2 separate regions of the Homo sapiens genome follow, and region 2 is linked to region 1. Evidence: chromatin loops called from intact Hi-C (ENCODE). Cell type or tissue: dorsolateral prefrontal cortex. All regions are shown on one strand. Links, peaks and the distances in the headings refer to the core of each region. The heading gives the core; the rest is flanking DNA.

Region 1 (6,753 bases), core at 1,050-6,049:
TTCACGTTTCCCTGCTCCTATACTTTAACTCCAACATTTATTCCCTTTGAAGAACCCTTCTCAGTTTGTGAATCACACTTTAAACCCATTCCTCAAGCCTACTTTGAATGTGCTATCTCCAAATTTTCTCTAAGGAATTACTTTTTTTGAGTTTCACAGAACTTTTATCTCTATCATTGTATCTTCTATTGTAGGACTTTTTGGGTTTGTTGTTGTATTTCTCATTTTCTTTGCTAAACTCTTAAGTTTCTTTATGCTAGATCCTTGTTTGATTCCTATTTGCCTTGCATATAGGTACTAAATAGACATTTATTAAATAAGTTAATTTGAAGTCAAGTATTAATAAAGCTCTAAATACAGTTGCTTTTAGTAATTAAGAAATGTCCTTTACATAGACATAGCATAAAAATAAACTTCTGTGTACCTCTGTGTCTCAGATACGTTTGTATGCATATTTTGTGCTAGTTACTCATGTTATTTCATTCCCCCCACCCCTTTCCTTATGTCTGAGGAGCTCCTCCTGAAGCTCCACATGAAAAACAATGCCTTCTCACTTCCGTCATTTTGAGGATTGCGATGGGGGATAGCTGAGATATTTGAAGCTTGGGAACTCTTGTGTTTTGGTTTGAAGCTGCTTTGATCAACTGGCCTTCCCAGGCCAGCTTCAGTGGGGCCAGGATCTGTAGACTTCCCCAGCTTGTAGGTTCAGAAATCTGTGACTATGTAATTAGGATAATTTTCTCAGGAAAATTTAATCAGATGGTGAGCTCACTGGCATATTGTGTGTTTTTTTTTTTCTATCTTCTGGTATAATTAACTGTTCTCCAAGCAACTGAAGAAAACAAATTTTATTTAGGAGGAAAAGTATTTTATTTTGCCCCTAGTCAATTTACATAACCGCAGCTTCTGTCTGTAAAATGTGGACACCACAGTCTTCTCTCTTATTCCTCTCTGTTTTACTGAAATGCCATGTGAGTAAAAGACTTTAGACAAGAGAATGTACACTCTCTCCACCCCTCCAATGAGATAGGATCGGGGGAGGATTATAACAGACTTATTTCTTTGATATTCAGGTATGGAATTGGCAATTGGACAAATGTATCTTTCTACGAGGCCATCAGGAAACAGTGAAAGACTTTAGACTCTTGAAAAATTCAAGACTGCTTTCTTGGTCATTTGATGGAACAGTGAAGGTAATTTAAAGTATAAATTTGTTTTTTGAAAAAGTATTCTCATATTGCAATGATTATATTGAGACAGTCAAAAGCCACTGTGAGGCTAATTACTTACTTAAAAATTTTTAATTTTTCTCATGCTTGTTTTCTGTTAATTGCAGTCACCTACATCTGCTGTGTTTAATGAGCATTTATACTGTTAGTCACATTTAAAGTAAAGGGGTCAGAACAGCCAGTGTATTAAAACTCTTGTTTTATAGACCTGTCTTGTAGCTGATTATGCTTTTTAATATAAAATGTTCTTAAAAGTGTCAACCTCCAAGTGTTTTTTTTTTTTTTTTAAGGTATGGAATATTATTACTGGAAATAAAGAAAAAGACTTTGTCTGTCACCAGGGTACAGTACTTTCTTGTGACATTTCTCACGATGCTACCAAGTTTTCATCTACCTCTGCTGACAAGACTGCAAAGGTAGGTCAATCAATTGAAACCATGCATAAAACTTTGGTAGTGGTTATGTATAATGAGTTCAAATAATATATGCAAAAGGACATAACAGTTGCTCTCTACATGTCTGTTTCATATTTTGTGATCTTTTGGAGGATGCCCATTGGCATTTAGTTGGTATCAAATGAATGAAATGAAATACATTGAGGACTTCTGATTTCTCCCTTATGGATTACTTTTTGTCTATAACTAATCAAATGCAACCTCTACTGCATATTGTAGGCAATAAAAATCATTGAAAAGCATTTACATTTAATTATACACTGACAATACAATTTTAATATAATTAATGTAATATAATTGACGTGTGTCTAAAATCACATTCTGGTGAATGATGCTGCTTGGTGGGGGACCTCAAGTACTCTCTTCTCTCCTTTTTTCTCCTTCTACCAGTCTTTCCAAACTATAAACCTTGGAATTGTCAGGGCTGTATCCTGTCTTTTGTGCTCTGTTGATGACTCTTTAGTGCATCTTAGAGTTATCTTCTCCTCTTTGTCACCACCCTGAAGAGCATGCTTTCCTCCTCCTCCACTGGTGAACTGTCCCAGCATCCTGCCTCTGGTCTGCACCTCTTCCACTTTATCTTCCATACCACTGCCTGTGTCCCTTGTTGAAACACCTATTACCTAACGGTTTATAGGCCAACCACTTAGCTCCTCACCATCTTTTTCTGCTATATTGTTTCCTCTGTGCCAGCCTACTTTCCAACTTCATCTTTTTGTGCATGCTGCTAACTTTGGTTTGATAAACCTTCTACTCTTTTACCTTGAAGCATTATGACTCATCTTTCTAGACCTAGATTTGATGGCAGCTCTTCTGAAGCGTTTCCTGACCCTCAAGCAAGGTTAGCTGCTCTACCTCCAGTGTTTCTATTACATTTTATTCATTTGTTAGAACATTTACTTCATACAACTGTTCACTAACTGTTCGTGAGCCTGTCTTTGTGATTAAACTATAAACTTTTCAAGGATAGTGACTGTAGCTAGTTTATCTTCTTGTACCACTAGTTCTTAGCTCACAGCGCTTGGAACTTGGTAGTTTTCAGTATGTGGTTGCTAAATGATGTTGACAAAACCATGAGACAATATTGAAAGAAAAAAAAAATAGCATTTGGCTGCCAAGAAGTAGGCTAGTATAGTGACTAACATTTAAAGATTACTTGTCACATGCTAGTAATTTCACTCTCTATAATCTCATTTAATCTTCACATCATAGGTACAATTGTCCTCATTTTACAGATGCCGTGTCTGAAGCTATAGAAGCTTATATGAGTTGTCCTAGTCACAAGAATCTAGTGAACAGTGGAGCTAGCACTCACATTCAGGTCTGCTTCACTCCACAGACTGCTCTTAGCTGATTCAGTGTTCTTCTGTCTAGGTCTAAATTAAGGAAGGAGTGACATTGATCCTTGAGCTGAATTTAACTTGAGTAAATAAAGGGAAACTCAGAAAAATTAACAAGGTTGCATGCTGGAACTTGGGCATCTCATGACAGTTTATGAATTGCCAGATATTAGAATGTCCATGTGATTGAATTTATGGCTGAATAGCAATCAAGGCAGATGCTTATTTTGAGTGTTTATAGCATTGCTAAACAATCCTAATTGCCTTCCAGATCTGGAGTTTTGATCTCCTTTTGCCACTTCATGAATTGAGGGGCCACAACGGCTGTGTGCGCTGCTCTGCCTTCTCTGTGGACAGTACCCTGCTGGCAACGGGAGATGACAATGGAGAAATCAGGGTAGGCTGTTTGCTGACATGAGAGCACTGCTCTTCTTGTAGCTTGGGCTAGCACTGTTCACAGTGGGGACCTTTGTTCACGGGCCAGGGAAGCATAGTCCTGAAGTTGTGGTTGGATGAGGCATTCTTTTTGTTTCTTGTGCACATTGTATTCACAGCTGCACTCCACTGCAGAAACGGATTCATTTTAGAGTTAGAGTGAAGCATTCCCTGTATATGTGAGGAAGCAAGTGCTCTAGTCATTTGTAGTTCATTCTCTGCCATTAGCTTGAGAATGATTCATCTTAATTCTTGGACTTGAACCAAAGGTTTTTGGTAGCAGAATTTGAGGAAAATAATTTTGTAAATTATGGTCTGGATTATAAATGAATTGCAAATTCTGCTTTTTCTGTGCTGAAAGAAAAGATCTCTTTAGCACTATACCCATTTGATAGCCATTTCCAGTGTGGTTTGTTGCAGTCCTCTGTGGACTGCCTGCCTGTTAAACAGTGCAGAGGTTCACATTTCCGTCATTGTGGGGCAGCGAAGGGCTCCTAATTGAGTCACAGTCTGCATGCTAGGCCAGTTTTTATTACCCTGCAGTGCTTAAGATATACATACAAACCATGCCAATTTTATTTAGAAAACAATCTATTTTTTTTAGATATATAATTTTGACTTTTAGAAAACAATCTTTTTAGGAGGCTTAGAATGTTGTTCTCTGTGTCTGTGGAAATATAGTACCATATGGAAAGAATTGCATGCTGAAAGATTAGAAATTATGGAAAAGGAGTCAGTTGACCTAGTTGTGTCAGAAGAATTGGGGAGCCGATTGGAAAAGTTTGGGTATTGGGATGACTACTTTGGTAACCAGTGTAGATGAGGAAGATGGGGTTTTCCCCCTTTCATTACAAAGGAGGATCTAAAACTCCAGGAACAGGTATATAGTGCAGAAGACTAGGAGAGTATACAGTTTGCAGGAACAGAGGTGTTATCAGATGGGCTTTCCAGGGAAATTAAGATTCTTCTTCTTGAGGACTAAGTAACCAACCTTCTCTCTACCAGTCACATAAATGTGTGTCAGCTGAAGTGGCAGGGCTGCTTTGGAAATGTTCATTTTGCTCTGAGTTCGCGTCTTTGGATGAAAGTGCTCCTTTCCCAGTTATGAGGCGGTGTTTCATTTTTCAACCACTGCAGGAAAAAGTTGTCTCCATTAAAATTGTGTTATTTTAAAAATTTTTGTTGGTACATTAAAAAAATTTTTTTCTCCCTGATTATTCAGAATATAGGAAAGTTACTGATTTTTGTTTGTATATGTACTACCTTACTGAACTGTTTCTAATGAGTTTTTCCATTCGGTTCTCTTGGATTTTCTAGGGAGAGATTTACAAATGATTGTTTAATTTTCTTTTACCATTTATGCCTCTGTTTCTTTTTCTTATTCTGGTGTACCTTTATTTGAAAAATTAGAGCACTGCTTATATATTAAATGCCACTGGAAATAAATGGCAATATTAGTATCTGTGTTAGGGTTGTTTATAATAAAGTCTAGTAAAATAATTTTAGAATACATATATATGGACATATATATGTTTTAAAACCAGAGAAGCTTCTGGATAACTCTGTTAATGAATTGTGTATCATGTTTATGTAGATATGGAATGTCTCAAACGGTGAGCTTCTTCATTTGTGTGCTCCGCTTTCAGAAGAAGGAGCTGCTACCCATGGAGGCTGGGTGACTGACCTTTGCTTTTCTCCAGATGGCAAAATGCTTATCTCTGCTGGAGGATATATTAAGGTAAGAGTTCCCCAAGAACTGTGAAAGAAAATAATAGCCTATATCATACTTTCCAAGCTATTTTCACTTCCTGTTTCTCAGTTGGGCCTTTTACAACCCAGCAGAGTAAAAAGGCTGCTACTCCGGAGGCTAAGGTGGGAGGATCGCTGGAGTCTGTGAGGTCAAGGCTGCTTTGAGCCATGCTTGCGCCACTTCACTCCACCCTGGGTGACAGAGCGACATCCTGTCTCAAAAAAAAAAAAAAAAATCTGGCAGTAAAATGAGTTTAGTAACTAAAGAAAAGAACAGAAAAAAATATTGAAAACAAAAAAGAACCAGAAAAAACTTTAAAAAATAATTAAAAGCCAGGCACGGTGGCTCACGCCTGTAATCCTAGCACTTTGGGAGGCCAAGGTGGGCGGATCACCTGAGGTCAGGAGTTTGAGACCAGCCTGGCCAACATGGCGAAACCCTGTCTCTACTAAAAATACAAAAAATAGCCGGGCGTGGTGGCATATGCCTGTAATCCCAGCTACTTGGGAGGCTGAGGCAGGAGAATCGCTTGAACCCGGGAGGTGAAGGTTGCAGTGAGCCGAGATCACACCATTGCACTGCAGCCTAGGCAACAAGAGCAAAACTCTGTCTCAAAAAAGAAAATAAATAAATAAATAAATTAATTAATTAATTAATTAAAAAAATAAATAAAAAGGAAAAGAAAAAAAAAGGCAGTTACTATTATCCCCATTTTGTAGTGATGAAACTGAGATCCACAAGACTGCTTTCCTCAGATCTTGGGGAAGCTTTGGTGACAGTGGCAGGGATGCCCTCAATCCAGAGCTGTCATACTGCCTCATACTAAACTTGGGGCATTAGAATGACTAGCAAGTTGGGTGTTTAACTTAGTTCTGTTTTCCATGTCATTCACAATTAACTATGTTGGTTGAAAATCTTTAAAAAAACATATTTTTGAAATTTCTTCAGTAATAATAATAGCAGCAGTATATGGCTTTATAGTTTACAAAACGCTTCACTCCCCTCATCTTACTAGCCAGCTTTTTGAGGCTTAAATTTCATTCTTGGTTTACAGATGAGGAAAATGATTTTCTATGGAGGTTATAACTTTCCTAAAGTTACATAATTAGTGCCGGGTGTGGTGACTCACACCTGTAATCCCAGCACTTTGGGAGGCCAAGGCGGGCAGATCACTTGAGGTCAGAAGTTGAAGACCAGCCTGGCCAACATGGCAAAACGCCATCTCTGCTAAAAAATACAAAAATTAGCTGGGTTTTGTGGCGGGCACCTGTAGTCCCAGCTACTTGGGAGGCTGAGAGGTGAGACTCACTTGAACCCCGGGGGAGCAGAAGTTGCAGTCAGCTAAGGTCACACCACTGTACTCCAGCCTGGGCAACAGAGCGAGACTATCTCAAAAACAAACAAACAAAAAAACCAAAAATAAAGTTACATAATTAGTAAATAGAAAAGCCAGGACTCAAACCCAGGTCTCTGCCTCTGCTTTCTCTAGCTAATTGGCTTTTTAAAACTTACTAGTGATTGAGGCCGCAATTTGAATGTGTTGT
Region 2 (5,749 bases), core at 1-5,000, 210 kb after region 1:
ACATAATTGAACACAAAATTTTATCTTGTCTAAGTACTTCTGACTTCACAGGGAATTGTGATAAGGAGTATAACTCAGTGGAGATGATGTGGGATGGTAGGTGGAATGCTGGCCGTGGCCTTAGTAGTGATCTTAGTCCTTCCCCTGCTTTAAGTCCCTGTGTGACCCAGTGAGTTACTCTGTATCTTTAGGTCTTAGTTTTCTTACTATTTGCTCTATCTACCTCATGGGAGTTCTGTGAAGAGTAGATTAACTCACTTTTCCAACTCTCCCTATCTGTAGTTGTCTCAAAGTGGAGAATGCATACTCCAGGGATGAGCAGGATGGTTCATTCGGGTAGAGGAGGATGACATCAAGGAACACTTATAGGTGCTTTAAAATTTGTTCTTTTAAAATTTACGTTTTTAGCATATGTTTTATAATGTATGGACATAGCATTACATTTATGAAAACCATAAACACACAAACATATATTGGAGATATGTGCTTTTTTTTTAATTAATAGGGGTAGGTGATAAAAATGTCGAGGGCCTGGTGGCCTCCAGGATAAAGTCCAAATTCTTTAGTATGGCATTTATGTCCTCTGGGGACCCTCCAGCTTCATTTCCTCCCCCATTGCTTCTCCTTCTACTTAATGAACTGAACATACTAGTATGTTTTGTAGCTTCACTGTCTTTGCTTATACTACTCTTTTTGCCAGAGACTCCTGAAACCTCTCTCAGCCTCCCACCTTCCACTTGAAAGACTAATTTCTCAAGACTCAGCAAAGGAGTTATCTCCTGAATAAGCCCTTTCCTGAACCTCTCAGGTATGCCAGATCACTCCTTCCTTGGGCTTCCACTGTACTGTACACATGCCACCTATAAGCTGTGTGGAAGTGTGCTTGTTTGATTTCATTTACTAGTCTGTAGATCTCTGTATTACTCTACACTGCTATAAAGATACTATCTGAAACTGGGCAATTTATGAAGAAAAGAGGTTTAATTGACTCAAAGTTCCAAATGGCTGGGGAGGCCTCAGGAAATGTACAATCACAGTGGAAGGTGAAGCAGAAGCAAGGCACATCTTACATGGCAGCAGGAGAGAGAGAGAGAGAGAGTGCAGGGGAAACTGGCAATTTTAAACCATCAGATCTTGTGAGAACTCCCTCACGATCACTAGAGCAGCATGGGGGAAACTGCCCCCATGATCCAATCACCTCTTACCAGGTTCTTCCCTTGACATGTGGGGATTACAATTCGAGATGATATTTGGGTGGGGACACAGAGCCAAACCATATTAAGGGCAACTGCCATGGCTTCTTAAATCTTTTTTGTTTTAGAACCTAAAATGGTCCCTGGTATGTATTTCATAAATATTGATTAGCTATGCAAATAGCAAATAAGCTCTGAGAGTACTATAGCATGTTAAAATCTCCAGGCAAATGTTAATAGTTATTATTATTAACCTACGTTAAATTCTCATAGGTTTCAGTGGAATATCTTTATTAAAAATCTTAATCAAGTGACGTGAGCAAAACAATCCTAATTGACACCTGTAGACACTGGTTTTCAACCCCGGGAGCTTTCAAAAATATCAGTGCCCAGGCTCTGCTCATAGGGGTTTTGATTCAATTGGTATGGGATATGGGTCAGGCATCTGTGGTTTTTAAAAGCTCCCCAGATGATTTTCATGTGCAGGCAGGGCTGAGAACCATTGTTTCAAATGTCATGGATAGGAAAAGAAAGGTGCTTGGGAAAACCTAAGGCAGAGTGCTCTTCCTGAAAATGCAACTGCAGTTGTGAAAGCTTCTGTCTTTGTAAGGTTAAGATGTGTCCTTGGGGGAAGACACACACACACAAATTGCAGTTATTTATTGAGACCAGACTACTAAGTCACTTCGATGAAAACTTGAGAGCTTAAGACTCGCCAGCATGGGCTAAGAATAGATCACATTGCAGAAACCAGAACAGTTTCTTGGAAGGAATGGCTGAAGACATTGACAAAGGCTGAGCAGAGGATGAAATTGGGAAGTCACCCATCAACTATGGGGGTTGGGCAACGTGAAAATGTGCTTACCATTTGCAATGAAATGGAAAAGGCCTTGGTGAGAAGGCAGTGGAGATTAATGATAATAAGTCATGTTGAGTTTTAACAAGATAACATACAGGATAACAAAAAGGCAAAAGTTTATTAAGTCAGATCCTGATTTTGCAACTAACACCTTTTTTCCTCCCTCTCTTTTTCACCTTGAGACTGTTACAGATAGCTGAGTAAGGTGCCAAATTAGACTCGAACTGCATCTCAGGGTGAAAACTGTGAGTGAGCATCAGCTAATGTTATCCTAAAGTGTATGGAATTACAAGTTTCTATGAAGATGTTTTTGAGAAACCTTATTAGGATTAGTGCGTATGTTGTCAACATTGGATTTTCTAGAGAATCAGAGTGAATATAGCTGGTACATAAGCATTGTTAATTTGCATCATGGATATCAAAGCCTTCTTGATAGAAATTACCTATTTGCACTGCATACTAATTTGGGCATTGCTGCTCTGGAATTGATAAAAGTTTAGCCTATAAATTGGCTGAAGTTCCTTTTGTGCTAAGAAAGAATTTGCTAAGCAGATGCATAATGTGCCATTGGCCATTGCGGTTAATTTTTTTAAGAGAATAAATATTTCCAAGCACTTAAGTGCCATGTGTTACAAATCACACCACTCAGGGACTAGTTGAGGCTTCTTTTTTCCTTGAAGTCGGGCAGGCAGGACCTCTAGTGGCAATGGCTAGTTAGCAGTTAGATTTAGTGCTAATGTTTTAGAAAGTACAAACTGCACTTCTTTTAAATTCTGGTTGATAGACTTCAGGTTGATATTCCCCCCAATAATTTAAGCTTTGCACATTCTAATTCCCTGGTGTTCAAATTGTCACAAGTTCTTGCTGTGTACATATTTCTTGGAGGAACACTTTTAAAGAAAATGGCTTCAAAGATTCCCAGGCAAAGTGGACACCTGGACCTGTAAAAGGAACGCTGCCCCTAAGATGTGGAAAGAGGCCAACAAATGTTTTAATTGGTTCTTGACTTCAGTACTACTGACTTTTTCTCACATGGCACACTGATGCCCCTAAATACCCATTTGTCCTCTGAATTTGGTCTTTCAAACAAGGGTGAGAGATGATTTTGAGAGTGAGAAGAGAGCTGTTCTACTGGGGAAAAGGGCACAGGGAGGGAGTTTTGACAGGTATTTGTGGTGGCCACAGCCAGTGATAAAGCAAACACTGCAGCTGAGTTCAGGCCCCACTGTGAACGGGCCTGCAGTTACATCTCACTCCTCTCTTCTGTCAGTTGGGTCCCATGGGGTCCACTGGCAGGACCCACTCCAGGCAGGTGTCCCTGAGCCTCTCCTAACCACCTCTTTCTCCTCCATGTCTTTGCTCTCTATGTGGCGGGGGCAAGAGGGGAGCAAAGGGCAGTAGTGGCTTGTGTGCAGGCAGCCAGATGGGAGCCTGACCTTGGGTCACAGGCACACGAAAGGCACAGCCTACTGATGCACTATTTGGCCTGTGCTGTGAGGAGGGGGGTGCAGAGGGAGAGAGGAAGAGAGAAGAAAACTCCTTTCTTCTATCTCTAACCTAGGCATCTAGTGCATTTCAGTCCTGAATTCTTTCAGGGCTCAGCTGAAACTGTTACTTCAGAACCCTTCCCTGATCAAGGTCAGGCCTTCCACGGGCTTTTTGTAGCTTCCTGTGCTTGTCTCTACCAGCACTTATTATTATTACCATGAATTACTTGTGTAAATATTTATTATCTGTGTCAGTGGATGATAAGCTTCATGAGAGCAGAGATTGGTGTCTGTACTATTTATTTTTGTATTCTTATGCAGGAGGCCTGAGACAAAGTGCTAAATAAATATTTGTTGAATGAGTGAGTGAGGCAACAAATGAATCAATGAGATACACAAGAACATATGTATAAGAATGTTCTTTGGAAATAACCTAGAGTCTAGCAAGAGGGAAACAAATCATGGAGATCCATTTGTTTGAATATGTCATTGAAAGGCATATCTCAAAAAATATTTACTAACATTGAAAAATTCTCAGAATGTAAGGTTAAGAGAAAAAAGTAGGGACACAAAAATTGACATATGGTATGATTCCTTTTTCTTTTTTTGACATAAAGAAAATACAGAGAATTCTTACTATTCATGGTAGTTATATTCTATAAGGTCACTACAAACACTGAATTGCAAATACTGAATGATTGCACCTAGGGGAAATACAGAGTTAGGCTCCTGCAAGCCTCTGGTCACAATATTTTTGTCAACTGATCAATTTATAACCTTGTTTTATATGTGTTTCTGTTTAAAGACACCTTCTTTTAATATATATTATTGATTACTTAACATTGAAATCATGACCAACAGCACTGTCACTTATGCCTGAAAGAAGCTTATCTAATAACACACGTATTTTCTCAAGACACATCACAGTCTTGCTATGCTTTGGACACCAGACAGTGCTTCAGCTCCATGCTGCAGGCGATTTTAAACCACAAGACCACTAACAAAAAGCATATAAATATGAAAAATATAGCACTAAGTAGATCTTAGAAAAGATACTTGTTTACAGTATGAGAGCTGAAACAAGAAGGAGAGGCATCACCTTGTTTGACTTCGCCTGGGCATGTATGCATCAGCCAACTCAACCTTTTTGCTGCTCTGAGCATGTGCATGCCCACAAATAACTGAAATGCACTGTGAGTATTGATTTGCGGTTACAATTCAATTTTAGCAAGTAGGGGAATTTGCAAATACAAAATCTGTGACTAATGAAGATTGACTGTATGTCCTTAAAACAAAAAAAATCTCAGGGCAAATCTGCCCCTCGTGGTAGCGGGACTATGGTGACATAAACATTTAAAGATGTATCCTTTTCTTTAATTCCTCAAATTTCTAAAATTAACTTGTATTATTGTATAAGTAGGAAAATAAATATTATTTTTCTTTTATTAGGAAATGGCAAAATGTGATGGGCAGAATATATATAGAGAAAGGGTAGCAAAAATTTCTTTGGCCAGCTGTGGCACAGTAAGTTTAAACGTAAACAGCCAAAACTGTCAGTAGAGTAGTTTCAAAAACATATTGAGCCATAACTTTGAAATATATTTTGAGCCGGGCACAGTGGCTCACGCCTGTAATCCCAGAACTTTGGGAGGCTGAGGCGGGTAGATTGCAAGGTCAAGAGTTTGAGACTAGCCTGGCCAACATGGTGAAACCTCACCTCTATCAAAAATACAAAAATTAGCCGGGCATGGTGGTATGTGCCTGTAATCCCAGCTACTCGGAAGGCTGAGACAGGAGAATCACTTGAACCCAGGAGGCAGAGGTTGCAGTGAGCTGAGATCGCGCCACTGTACTCCAGCCTGGGTGACAGAGTGAGACCCTGTCTTGGTGGGAGGTGGGGGAGCGGGGGGAGGGGGAAGAAAAAAAGAAAGATATTTTGAATTCTCTCTTATATGACTTTTGTGAATGGCCAAAGTATCATTCTGTAGTCAGGAACAGGCTGACTTTTTGAGCCAGGGCTTCAAGCTGAACAGGAGAAAGAGACATAAGCATGAACAAGACCTATCTCTGCAAGCAGAGGTCAGCCACTTGACAAAGGCAGTGCAAAGGGGATGGCTTTCTCCGGAAATCCCTCGCTTCAGCTACTCATCCTCCACCTCCTGCCAAGTCTAGGTTAGGTTCCCCTCAGCAGAATGTCCTTCTCTGTTCTA

The links. A loop is a pair of places that touch in the nucleus more often than their neighbours do. Peaks named below come from ENCODE experiments on the same cell type or tissue, not always from the same donor. Only the 100,000 strongest peaks of a DNase experiment are listed, where the experiment ranks them.
Region 2: it touches region 1 in a loop (4-fold over the local background); 15 of 110 quality-filtered maps call a loop at or near these places.

What each region holds. Positions count from the first base shown.
Region 1 is chr12:98,722,120-98,728,872 of GRCh38, forward strand. APAF1 (apoptotic peptidase activating factor 1) reads left to right here. Exons shown (of 27, transcript NM_181861.2): 23 at 1,074-1,193; 24 at 1,520-1,645; 25 at 3,296-3,421; 26 at 5,054-5,197. Among named protein-coding and RNA genes, the nearest start is that of APAF1, 80 kb to the left of the region's middle. In dorsolateral prefrontal cortex, for the core only: CTCF peaks have their summits at 3,898 and 4,105; DNase peaks (open chromatin) are centred at 3,472 and 3,933; H3K4me3 peaks cover 977 bases; H3K27ac peaks cover 3,525 bases.
Region 2 is chr12:98,936,816-98,942,564 of GRCh38, forward strand. All of the region lies in intron 17 of ANKS1B (ankyrin repeat and sterile alpha motif domain containing 1B), which reads right to left. Among named protein-coding and RNA genes, the nearest start is that of APAF1, 290 kb to the left of the region's middle. In dorsolateral prefrontal cortex, for the core only: a CTCF peak has its summit at 2,750; a DNase peak (open chromatin) is centred at 2,736.